2 separate regions of the Homo sapiens genome follow, and region 2 is linked to region 1. A link is a loop called in an ENCODE intact Hi-C map of the cell type or tissue named here. Cell type or tissue: PC-9. All regions are shown on one strand. Links, peaks and the distances in the headings refer to the core of each region. The heading gives the core; the rest is flanking DNA. Region 1 has its middle 24 kb from the start of PHC1. Region 2 has its middle 25 kb from the start of LINC00612.

The links. Peaks named below come from ENCODE experiments on the same cell type or tissue, not always from the same donor. Only the 100,000 strongest peaks of a DNase experiment are listed, where the experiment ranks them.
Region 2: a loop joins it to region 1, with 7 times the contacts of the local background. A loop is called at or near these places in 20 of 110 quality-filtered maps.

What each region holds. Positions count from the first base shown.
Region 1 is chr12:8,889,204-8,892,125 of GRCh38, forward strand. No RefSeq gene overlaps it. Among named protein-coding and RNA genes, the nearest start is that of PHC1, 24 kb to the right of the region's middle. In PC-9, for the core only: CTCF peaks have their summits at 1,529 (motif pointing left) and 1,729; no DNase peak of the experiment used is centred there; H3K4me3 peaks cover 407 bases.
Region 2 is chr12:9,038,170-9,041,091 of GRCh38, forward strand. It overlaps a transcript of KLRG1 not described here. Among named protein-coding and RNA genes, the nearest start is that of LINC00612, 25 kb to the right of the region's middle. In PC-9, for the core only: CTCF peaks have their summits at 1,398 (motif pointing left) and 1,599; a DNase peak (open chromatin) is centred at 1,422.

The sequences.
Region 1 (2,922 bases), core at 293-2,792:
AATCTCACTCATATAAATAAGAGTAGAAGGCATTTAGCTTTAGCAATGCCAGTGAATTTTGTGAACTCTTTCAAGTTATATACCAAAACCTTATAATAATCTTTCATCAAAAACTGATTTATCAGCACTCAACTTGATTAGATGCTCCTTTAATTTGGTTGAAAGAATTATAAATCTTGACTTCCAAAAAGATTTTTCATGAAAGTACTTTATCTACACAAAGTGACAATATTTCAAATTATCTTTGGTGGTCAAGAGGGGGTATGTGTGTGTGTGTGTGTATGTGTGTGCCCTAGAACAGCATACCATGGAAGGAATGAGAGTTGCAGTAACCTTTTGTAAAGTGAGCAGGGAGAGGGGAAAGAAGATGCTTTGACACGTAGAGAACATTCTTGGTGAAGTGTCAAGATGGAGACTGCATCTGGAAGTCAAAATCTGGAAATTTCAGCCCTGTCCATGTTGGAAAGGCTTTGTACACCCCAGAGATACATGTACTCCAGTTTGAAAATTGCTGATGTAGTGTGTATCTAGTGTCAATCAGCCTGTGTTCAAATAACAGCTCTACATCTTGCTAGCTGAATGACTTTGGGCAATTTATTTAGCCTAACTATACCTCAGTTTCCTCCTTGGTAAAATGGGAGTGATAATACCTCAAAGAGTGGTAGTGAAGATAAAATTATCTACGTAAAGTACTTAAAACTGATAGGGAGGAAGGGAGGGATTGCAAATTAGCACAAGAAAGCTTTGGGGGTGATATGTTCCATTATCTTGATTATGGTGATAGTTTCATGGTTGAATACATGTTAATATTCATCAGATTGTACACTAAATATGTGCTGTTATTGTATACCAATTTTACCTTAGGAATGCTGTATTAAACCTGGGCACAGTGGCTCACGCCTGTAATCCCAGCACTTTGGGAGGCTGATGCAGGTGGATCACTTTGAGCTCAGGAGTTCGAGACCAGTCTGGCCAACATGATGAAACCCCATCTCTACTAAAAATATAAAAATTAGCCTGGAGTGGTGGTGCACACCTGTAATCTCAGCTACTTGGGAGGCAGGAGATTTGCTTGAACCTGGGAGGCGGGGGTTGCAGTGAGCTGAGATCACGCCACTGCACTCCAGCCTAGGTAAAAAAGCAAGACTCCGTCTCAAAAAAAAAAAAAAAAGAAAAGAAAAAAAGAAGAATGCTGTTTTAAAATCTTTCATTTTTTATTTTTAAAAAATAGGGACAGGGTTTCACCGTGTTGCCCAGGCTTTTCTCAAACTCCTAGACTTAAGCTGTCCACTGGCTGCAGCCTTCCAAAGTCCTCGGATTACAGGCTTGAGACTCTGTGCCCGGCCTGTTTTAAAAATCTTAATTGGCATTTAATATATATTCAATAAATATTAGCTATTATTGTGAAGAGAGATTCTGGACCTTTCTTGCCAGGAGGTAAAATTTCCACTCTCAATGTAGGCCCCTGTTGTTTCACTGGGACCTTTCTCCCCTCTCTACAGCTTTCCCCTTCCCCAGCCCCAGGAAAGGTGGAGGCGCCACCTTCTGGTCAGAAAGGAGATTACACAATGGTGTCCTGCTTTTAAACTTTTTGTTTTGTTTTAGCATTTATTTTCGAATAGACAATACACGCCCACGTAAAAATTCAAAGGTCCTAAGAGACACCTTCCACATTTCTTCTCTCAGTTCCCTCCTCGGATGTAACCTATACTATTACTTTTGCCAAATGTCAGCGCCCTGAAATACACCACCCGAAATCTCACAGATAGGCAAAGCTGGAGTTTATTCATGTCTTAGCAAGGGAGCACACCGCCTTGCGGAAACTTGAGCAGCATCTGGGAGGGGAGGGCAAAGGGAGGATATTTATGAGGTTCTAGGTTGGATTAAGGTGGGTCTTTCAGTGAAGGGCTCTGATTAAGTTTGGGTACGGATCATGATTTAGCAAGGTGAGGGCTTAAAAAAGTTTTGGAGCATGAATAATCATTTGATAACTGTACTGGAAAGCTAAGCAATTTAAAATACGTTGTCTGGATATTCCTGAAATGAACAATAACATTATTTAAAAGTTTTATTTTAAAAAGTTTTTTCAGTTAAAAAAAATTAAAGGCATAAGTATGATACAAAGGACTTTGGGGACTTGGGCGGAAAGGGTGGGAAGGGAGAGAGGAATAAAAAACTACAAATTGGGTTCAGTGTATACTGCTCGGGTGATGGGTGCACCAAAATCTCACAAATCACCACTAAAGAACTTACTCATGTAACCAAATACCACCTGTGCCCCAATAACCTATGGAAATAAAAAGTTTTTAAAAATTTCATTTTGTGAGTGCAGAGTAGGTATATGGGATACATGAGATGTTTTGATACAGGCGTGTGATGTGTAATAATCACATCCGGGTAAATGGGATATCTATGACCTCAAGCATTTATCCTTTGTGTTACAAACAATACAATTAGGCCAGGTACAGTGGCTCACGCCTGTAATCCCAGGACTTTTGGGAGGCTGAAGTGGGTAGATCACTTGAGGTCAGGAGTTGGAGACCAGCCTGGCCAACATGGCAAAACCCCATCTCTGCTGAACATACAAAAAGTAGGCGGGCGTGGTGGCGGGCGCCTGTAATTCCAGCTACTCAGGAGGCTGAGGCAGGAGAATTGCTTGAACCTGGGAGGCAGAGGTTGCAGTGAGCCAAGACTGAGCCACTGCACTCCAGCCTGGGTGACAGAGTGAGACTCTGTTTCAAGAAAAAATAATAATACAATTGTACTTTTAGTTATTTTAAAATGCACACTAAATTATTATTGATTAGAGTCACTCTGTTGTGCTATCAAATACTACATTTTATTCATTCTATTTTTTTGTACCCATTACCCATTCCCATTACAGCTTTTATTTTTGGGGCAAGGGCTTCCTGAAATACTAAA
Region 2 (2,922 bases), core at 111-2,610, 150 kb after region 1:
AGACTCGCTTGAGCTCAGGAGTTCAAGATGGCAATAAGCTGTGATTGTGCCACAGCACTCCAGCCTGGGCAACTGAGCAAGACCCTGCAAGGAATTGGCTCATGGCTAGGCAATTCCAAAATCCATAAGGCAGGCTGCCAGGAAGGGCAGGCTGGGACTCTCTAGCAGAAGCCAAAGCTGCTGAAGCTGCTGTCTATAGGTAGAAATTCATGTTTATCAGGGAAGCCTTAATTCCACTCTTAAGACCTTTCAACTGATATTGAATCAATTTCACCTAGATTATCTAGGATACTTTCCCTTACTTAAAATCAACTGGTTACGGACTTTAACGAAATCTACAAAATACCTTCAATAAATATCTAGATTAGTGTTGGATTGAGTAACAGGGGACTATTGCCTAGCAAAGTTGACACATGAAAAAACCATCCCAGGTAACTTCCACACAAAATCATGGCCAGAGAACAATAGTACCAGAGCAAGACTTTTCCCTCTTCTTTGAATTCCCCATCTTTGAGGCTGGAGGGCTGCATCACTCCCCCACTGCTGGTTTGTGAGAGCTGTATGTAGAGGAAAACAAAAATTAGCCGGGCGTGGTGGCAGGCACGTGTAATCCCAGCTACTCGGGAGGCTGAGACAGGAAAATCGCTTGATTCTCCACCCAGGAGGTGGAGGCTGCAGTGAGCAGAGATCGTGGGCTGCACTCCAGCCTGGGCAACAAAGTGAGACTCTGTCTCAAAAAAAAAAAAAAAATTGAAACAAAAAATGAATTGGTTATAAGAATAACATTTTGATTTAGATTGGATTAAACTTTCTCAGTCAAATGAGACTGTTAGAGTAGCTTAAATTTATTAGAAGAGCTAAATGATTTGTCTGATAAGTTGTCCAAGGGTATGGAGGCTCTGGTTGGAGAATAAAGCTCTTTCCTGATTGCAATATATGAATTCTGTTCATTCAATAAGTTGGTCATATGTATAAAGTAGACGATTGCTAAATATAACATTAGTTATCACCTTCAAAGCTTATCTCTTCGCCTCCGCGTCTATTCTCTTTGTCCTCTCTCATTTGTTGTTTTTGATGGCTACTCTATGCTTTTACTGAGAATAGAAGAATGAGAAAACCAGCTTAGATTGCGTATGTGAAATACTAGAAAGTGAGATTGTATTTTCCTTCTCTGATGACTTTACAAATAGAATGATTAAAAAGTATTTTTCTCTAATAATTTGTGTACACAGAAACTTAGGATTGACAAAACGATCTTATTTGTTCTTGACATATGTATAATTTTATGCTTTTTTAAAAAACTTTTTTTTCTGTTCATGGCCTTTTCCTCTGTTTCTTCTTCCTCATGACACCACTTTAACAACTGATGTCTTACTACACATTATTCTCATTATCTCATTATAGGATTTAACTGCCCTCTTTCGGTCAATGCCAGTAATTGCACCATTAATGACAGTTGCTAAAGCAGTCAGTCCAGTGACTTTTCAGAGGGTGCTGAGATTACAGATTCTCTTCCAGGATTCTTTGTTTGTTTAGTAGCCAATCAAGGGTAAAGTCTCTTCTATTCAATCACTAGAGGAAAAACCATTTTCTCACTACCTTGATTCTAGAAAAATTTGTGCATTCTTTTGATAATACTCAGACACAAATAGTTCTTTAGTGGCCATTCAATTATTCCCTTTGTTACTGTACATTTCCAAGATAGATTATTTGATTAGCAAAAATGCCTGCGCAATGCATTCAGGTTATTGCCAGGTATGGACACTACTAGAATGACAGTGAGTAAGAGAGAAAAAAGAAATGATACCTTTCAGTAAGAAGGAAAATGGAACTATCAATAATAGAAGGCTAATTAGTAAAGAAAAAGTCAAGAGAAGATAAGACTGAGAAAAACTTCAGATTCTTAATAAAAAGAAGGCACTCAATTATAGGAAAGTAAACTTTCTGAAAAGTAGGAGAGAAGTAGGATAGTGGTAAATTTGCTACCATTTTGAAATGGTCCATAATCATGAATATATAATTTCAGTATATGGCACAGACTCATTACAGAATCACACAGTGCTAAGTTCCTAGGCCTTGTCTGTCCTCGAACAATAGTATATAATTTAACTTCTCTCGCCTCATCTTGACAGATAAATACCATGCTATCCATTTTTCTGTTTAAGCGCCTTCTGTGTTGGGCTATCCAAGTCAGGAAATCTTTCCTTAGTATTCTGTAGGACCCATTAGGTTGAAATCAGGAGGTTTTTCACCATTTGATGGTTTGGATCTATAAGAAGGACACTTTCATATTGTTCAACCCAAATATTTATTGTCCTGTCATGAAATAGCAATGATATATTTGGAATGTCAGCTAGCTTTTCTGTCCAGTGCCTCCCTCCCATCTTCATCTCAGATATTAAATTTTACTAAAACTTACTTTTATTTAGAATGTAATTCTTCTGAATCACTTTCAGACTTTCTGTTTTTATATGTGGTTGTGTGGTCTGTGACATCACAGGACATTTTCTGAAAGGGTGCCTCACTATTGTCTCTGGGGTTGTTTTCCAAACTATTGAAAACTATTCTGCAGATCTTCATGCTCAAAATGTTTTGATCTTACAAGAACTTATCACTGAAAGATTTCAAACAACAACTAGAATTCAGATTCCTTTTTCAACTGCTTATTAAACGGTTCATTGATTGAAACATTGAGAGATTGTAGTTGTTCAATGGGAATGTCAATGGGAAGACAACTAAGTTTATGCATGAAGAGGGAAAGGCAAGTGAATCACGACCACTGCCCACCTGACAGCAGCTGTGCAAAATGCTGTGACAGACTGTTTCCAAAGATGCACATCACTGCGTATCTTCCAACAGACATGCCCTTTAAAAACAACTTTATTGCCAGGCGTGGTGGATCATACCTGTAATCTTAGCACT